Linked DNA regions of Mus musculus: region 2 is linked to region 1. A link is a contact called in ENCODE POLR2A ChIA-PET data. All regions are on one chromosome and are shown on one strand. The core of a region is the stretch at or near the end of the contact, and the rest is flanking DNA. Distances in the headings are between cores, read along the strand shown.

Region 1 (4,830 bases), core at 1,321-3,820:
ATCCGCCTACCTCTGCCTCCCGAGTGCTGAGATTAAAGGTGTGAGCCACCATGCCTGGCTCACTGTTTGCTGCTTAAGGAACTTTGTACCCATTAAGTTTAAAAGGAAGAACAGTTATCAGTTCGAGACTGACCCTGTAGATGGGATTCCTGTCTACAGAGGGACTCTGGATATTGTAGTAGGAATGAGAGAGGAAAAAAATCCTCACCTTCTGCTATAGAAAAGGCTCAGGGTATGCAGTCCTGAGAGCAAGCCCACCAGGTGTCAGTTTGACTTGTTGAGTCCAGCTTCTCCAGAGCCAGCATTCAAGCTCACTGAAAAGAGAAAGCCAGGTAAAAAGGTCCTGCAGCCTGGTAGGTGGCAAGACCTCAGCACTCTGTGGTTTCCTGCCCGGTCTCCATGGTGTGGCGATTGAACTGGAGCACTTATGTAATGATGCATCTTCTGACAGGGGATTTCCTCCTCTACTGTGTCTGGGGCCTCGGTTCCTGCTTCACTGCTTCCTACACACACACACACACACACACACACACACACACACACACACACGAGAACACGTGCCCTCCAAAGGTACTAATTCACTTGGCTTCTAAAAGTAAGACTTTTTACAAGTTTATTATTACTAGTAAGCATTATTTTACACACATTATGTTTGTCCATTTCTCACATTAAAACTTGCTTTTGGTTGTGCATGTCTGTAATCAGTATTGGGGAGACCTGAGGTAGGGTCATGACTTCCAGCCAGCCTGGGTACACATACAGTGAAACCCTGTGCCAAAATCAGATGACAAAAAAACCAAAAACAAAGAAACCAAAAAACCCCCAACAACCAAAAGACACCCTTGACCACCAAAACATCCTTTACTCTCATATTTCTCCTGTGCTTTTTTTCTGTATTTTTAGCTCTCTTGACACCTGCTCACTACTGGTATCCTCTGTAGGCTTAGAGAAACAATAAAGTATCTTAAAATTTCAGTTAGGGAGCTGTGGAGATGGCTTAGTGATTGAGTGCTTGCTGTTCAATGTCCAAATTCCGAGGACTGGAATTTGTTTTTTAGCACCCAGCCAGTTCACAGCCATTCATAACTTCACAGTTTTAGGGTACTTGATGCCCTTTTCTGGGCTGAATGCACACAGACACCTGTGCATAATCATTAAAATCTTAAAATATTTGTTGAGACTGGGCATGGTGGCAGATGCCTTTATTCCAGCATTGGGAGGCAGAGGCAGAGTTCAAGGCCAGTTTGAACATAGTGAGTTCTAGGACAGCCAGTACTAAAAAGTGAGACCTTGTGTAAAAACCAAGAGAAAAGTTAAAGATTCACCGGGGAACATGATTTTCCTCATTTCAGTACCAACCAGGTGATTTGGGAGAATAAAGTAGAACCTCTGCTGGCAGTGAAGGAAAGCCAAAGAACACGGTGGGTGCTTGCTTGTGTTTTACCTTGCTTTCCCCTTTACCAAGTGATAGTTCATGAGAGGAAGTGGTGGTCCAGATAGCCCACTGTCTGCCACACATAAAACATTTTACTGAGCTCTTGGATTGGCATGTGATCTAGTTGGAGCTGATGAACAAAATTCATTTTCCTTCCTCTATCTGCCTTGAACTCATGGGATTCCTGCTGGGAACATTCTCTCAAGTAGTAGGAGAATGGAGGAAAAAAGTGATAAAGGAAACACACACACACACTTTAAAAGCAAGAATTGCTGTGTTGCAGAGTTGAATGTGAAGATTATGATATTTGGGTTAAGGGCAAACATTGAAACAAAATATGTGACAAGAAATTCTTTTGGTTTCTTTGAAGATTCTATCTATGCCGAGATCACTCTCAGTCTCAGTCCATTTTCTGTTATTGTAACAAAAAAACCTGAGATGTGGTAAATCATTAAGAAGGGAAGCTTAGCTGGGCGGTGGCGCATGCCTTTAATCCCAGCACTTGGGAGGCAGAGGCAGGCAGATTTCTGAGTTCGAGGCCAGCCTGGTCTACAGCAGATTGAGTTCCAGGACAGCCAAGGCTACACAGAGGAAAACCTGTCTCGAAAAAAAAAAAAAAGAAGGGAAGCTTATTTGGCTCACAGCAAGTTGAAGAGCTTGGCACCAGTGTCTTACATCATAACATGGCACAGGGTATCACATGGTAAAATCTTGGCAACTGCTAATGTATCCATCCACCTTCTAGTCCTACCTCCAAATAGAATATGAATACATGAATTTGAGGATTTTCTAATACCTGGACTTTTAGGACAGGTTCAAACCATGGAGTGAAGAGGAAGGAGGACCTTAAATTCAAGGTTTGCTTGTGCTACTTAGTGAGTCCTTGTTTCCAAAACAAACAAAAAGCCAATCAAAGCCAGAATATCTACATATGTAATAACATTGAGTCTTCACCTAGTTGAATGGTTTTTAGAAAATTCATGCTCATAGGTATATGAGCACATTGTAGGATGCTTAAAAAAGTTAAAGCAGTGACAAATACTGTGGTTTATGTGGGAGGCGGTAGCTTGCTGATGGGAAGGAAGAATGCAGATTAGGATCTTGAGACCCAGGAAGCAGTCAGGCAAAACTTGAGGTGGCAGACCTTGGATATGAAAATCTATTTTCTACATCATGGCTAAGATTCAAGTAAGTAGAAATTGTTTCTTTGGTTGATGTATGCTCTGGAGTGTTACCCTGTAAAAAGTCTTTTATGTGAGAAAGGAGTCTGGCAGGCACCTGTCATCTTCCAGCCTCGTATCTGTGCTTGTCTGCCCCCTTTAATCTTGGGGGTGGGAGCTGGAAACCAGCTGGAAACCTTTGCTCTTTTGTCTTCTGGTTCTCAGCTGAGTCTAGAGGTCTCCAGAATCTGATAGATCTGGAAGTAGTGTTGAGCTGGGTTGCTGTTGCTCTGAAAGGCTAGCTGCTACTCCCAAGGTGGAGGGACAGTTGAGTCTGTGAAGGTACTGGGTTTAAGAGTAGCAGGGAGTACAGCAGTTGCAGTGAGAACTGAGTGGGGTTTCAGACTCTTGTGTTATCTATGATGTGTCTCCCTTGCCAAAAATTCATGAAGTACTTCCAAAACAGGATCTTAGTGAAGCATTCTCAAGCAGAAACAGATACACTTGCTTGTTAATGTGACCAGTGTTGAGAGAGCTCTAAAATTACCTGGTAGCTGTGTGCCCTGATACACCCCCTCCAGAGTAGCAGTTGGTACAAGTGTTTTGTTTTTACTTTTTGTGACTTGGGAAATTAGCCTGGGATTCTTCATGACAGCAGCAGAGTCAGTGCTTGTGCAGACGGACAGTTCTTTATTACTTGGCTCTTTTATGTTGAAAAGAAAATAGTTGAGGATTCTTTTTTCCTCTAGTTGGAGAGTAGGAGCAAAACCTCAAGAGAAGAGATTTGAATAGGGACTCTTCCAAACTTCCTTTTCCTACCAACTTTTCTCCAGGAGGGACATGTATCTCATCTGCCCAAATCCAAATTACCACCAGCAGTGACATGCCTGTGTATCCACAGAAGTTTAAGATTAGAGTGGAGTTATCTTTTTTTTTGTTTTTGTTTTTCGAGACAGGTTTTCCTCTGTGTAGCCCTGGCTGTCCTGGAACTCACTCTGCTGTAGACCAGGCTGGCCTCAAACTCAGAAATTCGCCTGCCTCTGCCTCCCAAGTGCTGGGATTAAAGGCGTGCACCACCACTGCCTGGCAGAGTTTCCTCTAGACTTTGCTGAAGTTCTCTTTGGCTGAGCTAGGTTTTGACTTTTGATTAGGCTATGAATGAGAGTGCCTTCTGGGCATTCCGTTAGTCCAGTTCTTCTCTGGGCTGCTCTCTGAAGATCTCTGAGAACTTAGTGGATGGAATTCTGAAAAAGGGAACCAAGAAAGTGGGTTGCTTATTTTCATCTTAAATTGTAATTGTCTCTGCAGACTGCTTGAGGGAAGATTGAGGGGTATTTTTTCTTTAATTGCCATTAAAGTGAGAGAAGATTGCAGACAGATTAGAATATACAAGTCAAAATAAAATAATTATTGTGGGGCTGGTGAGATGGCTCAGTGGGTAAGAGCACTGACTGCTTTTCTGAAGGTCCTGAGTTCAAATTCCAGCAACCACATGGTGGTTCACAACCACCCATAATGAGATCTGATGCCCTCTTCTGGTGCGTCTGGAGCAAGTAGGGCAACCAGAGTAAGCAGAGGTCCTAAAAATTCAATCCCCAACAACCACATGAAGGCTCACAACCATGCGTTCAGTTACAGTGTACCCATATACATTCAATAAATAAATAAATAAATAAATAAATAAATATTGTGTAACCTAACTTATCTTTTCTGTGTATTCTGTATATTCTGTTTCTTCCGTCTTTTCTGGTATACCCTAAACATCTTGTTTTGAATTTTGTTTTTTTTTTCCCAGCATTATTCCATAAGCATTTTCCTATGACTCATCCTTAATAGATCAAATGGCTTCATATGGTAATATATATATATATATGTATATACACACACACACACACACACACACACACACACACACACACACATATATATATATAAGTTTACTCAGGGAGATTTTTTTTGGCATTTAGCATTTTACTTTGTCAATAATGCCTTTTTAAAGAAATAGTTTTGTTGGCTTATAATTTGTATATCATAAAAATTCACCTATGTGGTTTCTTTTACTTAGCATGCTTTTGAGGTTTGAGCATGTATCTGTGCTTTATTCTGTTTATTACTGAATAATATTTCTTTGTATAGATGTACCATTTTTAAATTTTTTCTTATTTTTTGAGACAAGGGCCCACTATGTAGCTCAGGCTGTCCTGGAAATCAGTATATAGACCAGGCTGGCCTTGA
Region 2 (4,289 bases), core at 1,382-3,881, 130 kb after region 1:
GTAAACGCAAGGCTCTGGGTTCCATCCTCAGCTCTGAAAAAAAAAAAAAAAAAAGTCCCACAGTCTTTAAACATTTTAACACTTTAAGACTGGGCATGGTGGCACATGTTGCTTTCAATCTCAATACTCTAGAAGCAGAGGCAGGTGAACCTCTTGTGAGTCTGAAGCCAGCCAAGTCTACATAGTGAGTTCCAGGAAAGCCAAGGATACATAGTAAAAACTTGTCTCAAAAAGCAACAGTTCAACACTTAAAAAGTTCTGTTACCCAACCCTAAGCTCTTGTGAACATCAAAGACGAGTTACATACTTTCTCATTCCAAAATGAAGAACTAGGATTTAGGAACTATCGGATTAAAGCAAACCCCCAAGCTATAGCAGTGTAAATCAAATCCCGCATTTCTGACCAAATCCTCTAGTCCAGCATCTGGACCCTGCAGAGGGATGTGCACAACTGCGCTGAGCTGCTGCGGACAGATGGAAGAGGAAACTTACACCCTGCGGGCCCCATAGCAGTTCCTTAGAGTGAAGAATGCCTTTTGGATTTGTTGGTTTTGTTTTTGTGACTAAATGAAAAAAAAAAAAAAGGAAATAAAAGGAGAACATGGCTACTACTGAAGTGCGGAGAAGATTTTTATTGTAGATATAAGGGAGAAAGCAGGCTGAACATGGCGGTGGCCTGAACATGGCAGGCAGACTAAACAAGACCATGAGGATAGAGGGGGAGGGAGAACAACAGAGGTGTTGTGTTTTATGAAGAAGAAAAAGAAGCCCAGGACCTGGTTGGTAGAGGCACGTGTGGTATCAGGTGTGGGGGAAGGTGGTGTCTCGGTGGGCCCAGGCTGAGGCATCCCTTCCCCCTGAGGTACCAGCCACAGGAAGGTATAGTATAGAATAGAGTTTATTTAGGGCATGGGGAGAGGAGTTGAGAGGGTAGTAAAGACAGAGAAAGCCAGGGAGAGGGAAGGAAGGGGGGGGGGGGGAGGAGACGCGACCAGAAAGAGAAGGGACAGAGAGGGTAGAGAGGAAGATAGTAAGAAGAGCATATAGTGAGTCAGGCACACCTGGCTGTTGCCAGGTAACTGTGGGGCAGAGCCTAGAAGACATGCCAAGAAGAGGAGCCACACACCAAGAAAGGCAACCAGACCAAGAGGGAAAGAGCGCAGCATAGCTAAAATGGGCTATACAGGGATGGGATTGGAGGAAGGGAAGCGGGAAGCGGAAAATCAGCCGCTGCAGGGATGGGGGAGGTGCAGGCGGGGGAGGCAGGTTTAGGGTAGAGGGTGGGGTGAAGAGCGCTGGGAGGAGCCACAGGTACTGCAAGAGCCTTCTCCCGGGTTTCTTTGAGACCTAACAAAGACAGGGTTTCACTCCCATAGTCCAGAATAGCCTTGATACTGCCTCATCCCTCTCAGATCTTTGAGTGCCAGGACTACAGGTGGAACCACCAAGCTAAGCCTCAGTGTCGTGATTCCGGCGTTTAAACGCTACAGACAAAAAAAAAAAAAAAAAAAAAAAAAAGTAAGCAAGGCTTCAATAACACTAGCCATCTGGATTCAGAAATGTGCTGGTCCCTTTAAGGTATCACGATAAAAATGACTGAGATGGGGGTCACAATATTGTCATCAGGTGGTTTTAATGTTGACTTTGATAAGTGAGTATTAGGTAGAAGAGGGGTCTGAGAAAACTGCAGAACATTAGAGGTGATGTCAGCGTCTGGTAGTTTGGATCTGTCTTGCTGATCTGTTTGACTTCACCTTTTCCTCTGAGAAGTCCCTATGTAACAGATAAATGGAAACAAAGTAAACGCTCACAACAGCTATGTGTTTGTTGTGGGAATCTCGGGATCACTGCATTGCCTTTGAAGCAAGAAAAGCACCTTGGCAACTCTCTAATCAGAAAGTCCCTGAGCTGGCAGGACCTGACAAAAATCTTGTCTTGCCAGACAGGTCTAGGGAGGACATTGAAATCTACTTTGTTTCCTCAGGTGTAAAGGAGGGTGGGGCTGCAGGTGTCCCCATGTCCTGGACTCCCAAGGCAGAACCTGGTGGGGGTGGGGCTTTATGGATGAGGTACGCGTAAGTGGCAGGGGGGTGGGGGGAGGCAAATGGCCACGGTCCAGTATTTGACATAGAATTTGCTTGGCTCCTTGCAGCTTAAACAGCTTGGCCATGGAAAACAATGAAGAGACCAGGAGAGACAACCCGACAATAAAAACGGTTAGATCAAGAAGGCTCCACAGTGCTTTCATTTAAGTGACCCAATGTGGCCTAGAAAACGGTCCCGCTTTTAAGTGACTGCAACCCAGGAAACAAAAGGGAAGAAATGCTCACCAGGAGCCTGGAGAAGTAATATTAATCTAAAGATAATACAGGGGCCAGTCATTGGGTTCATGACTCCAGGCCCCTGACCTACCATCCGTTGTTCATATTAGGAGTCAAGTGGTCTGATTTTTGTGATTTGATACTCAGCACAGCCTGCTGTTCACAAGATTGACCTTCCCCCATTAGCCAAGAGCTCAGCTCCTCTGCAAGCTCATGAGAAGGTCCTAGTGCTGGTGACTTGCTCAAAGCCTTCCTTTTGGCACTGTGCCAAGGTGGAACTGGTTCTCCAACCCTTGCTGAGATTCCCCCACAGCTCTACAGAGGCTGACGACAACAATACAAAGAGTTCACAGTGGTTCCTTCACACAGCTCAAAGTTCCGGAAGCTGGCCTGAATAGATTGGTGGCCACTGAGCATGCATATGGTTTTTATTTTTAAAGTAGTGTTATTTTTATTTACTCTGTGTGGAAGGGGAGAGAGAGAGAGACAGACAGAGAGAGAGAGAGAGACAGACAGACAGACACGCACACACACACAGAGAGAGAGAGAGAGAGAGAGAGAGAGAGAGAGAGAGAGTCCGTCAGATGTGTGCAGGTTTCTGAGGAGGTCAGAAGGATGTTGGGTCCCCTGGAGCTGAAGTTACTCCTGGTTGTGACTTCCAGCATGAATCCTGGGACTTGAACTCTGTTCCTCTGAAAGAGAAGGAAATGCTTTTACCTGCTAAGCCATCTCTCTAGTCCCTGACTGTGGTTTTATACTAGAAAGGTCACAGTCAAGAGTGACATCATTGGTTATTAATGTTTAAAGACCAATCTTTCCTTTTGGAGGGGAGGTAGGGTTGAGACAGGCTTATTCTGTATAGCACTGGCTGTCCTGGAACTCACTCTGTAGGCAGATTGGCCTCGAATTCACAGAGATCAACCTGTCTGAGCCTCCCAAGTGCTGAGATTAAAGGTGTTTGACACCCTTGCTCAGCTTTAATATCTGATTAACTTATTATTTAACTGTTCTTGAATGCTGTGTGATCCAATTGTTATTTGACTAAAATAAGATCCATCCTTTTGGTAAGGGGATGGCTGAAGAGATGGCTTAGCGTCTCTCCAGCCACTTTTCTCCTATCAATCACATGGGCTCCAGGAATGGAATCCAGGTCATGTTTGGTGGCAAATGCTTGTATCGATTCAATCATCTTTTTTTTTTTCGAGAGACAGGTTTCTCTGTGTAGCCCTGGCTGTCCTTGAACTCACTTTGTAGACCAGGCTGGCCTCAAAGTCAGAAATCCACCTGCCTCTGCCTCCCAAGTGCTGGGATTAAAGGCGTGCGCCACCACGCCCGGCCGATTCAATCATCTTTACCTCCAGACTTACCCTTTCTTTTTTTTTTTTTTTAAAGTTTTGTTTTTATCTATTTATTTATTTATTTATTTATATGAGCACATTGTAGCTGTCTTCAGACACACCAGAAGAGGGCGTCAGATTCTATTACAGATGGTTGTGAGCCACCATGTGGTTCCTGGGAATTGAACTCAGGACCTCTGGAAGAGCAGTCAGTGCTCTTAACCACTGAGCCATCTCTCCAGCCCCAGACTTGCCCTTTCTAACAGAACCTAGAACAGCGTTCTTAAGGGACTGTGTGGGTCTCCCTTTCCTCGGGGGGTTGTTGGATACCAGCACACAGGGCTAAGGGAGTGGAAGCACCAAGCAGGGTTCTTCAGAAGAAGGGAAGGGCTGAGCAGGACTTAAGTGCAGAATCAGGCCCCGCTTGCAGGAGGCTCTGTGCAGAGTCTTGGCCCAAATAAGGCCAGGCGCCTGTGCTCAGAGACGCTTTCCAAGTAAAATTAGGCAAATAAAGGGAAGCCCTACTGAGAATGGGAGTACTCCATTTTGCACGGAGTTTGGAGAGCTATTCAGGCATGGTGAACTGTGACCATAATAGTTGGGTTCTCCAACTGGACTGCAGCCAAGGCCT

Evidence for each region. ChIA-PET counts read pairs that join two places held with the same protein, here RNA polymerase II (POLR2A).
Region 2: POLR2A ChIA-PET joins it to region 1 with 10 read pairs in embryonic stem cell. The contact joins the promoter of 1700052I22Rik here to the enhancer-like site in region 1. POLR2A ChIA-PET finds 5 or more read pairs at or near these places in 2 of 5 experiments (Patski and embryonic stem cell).

Annotation. Positions count from the first base shown.
Region 1 is chr12:80,792,619-80,797,448 of GRCm38, forward strand. The region is part of intron 1 of Susd6 (sushi domain containing 6); the gene reads left to right. Among named protein-coding and RNA genes, the nearest start is that of Susd6, 4.5 kb to the left of the region's middle. Within about 2 kb of position 2,571, at least 1 of the 3 ENCODE cell types and tissues checked has a DNase peak (open chromatin) inside an H3K27ac peak, as active enhancers do.
Region 2 is chr12:80,921,816-80,926,104 of GRCm38, forward strand. It overlaps 1700052I22Rik (RIKEN cDNA 1700052I22 gene), which reads right to left and starts at 2,632. Exons shown (of 2, transcript NR_033786.1): 1 at 2,413-2,632; 2 at 1,617-1,773.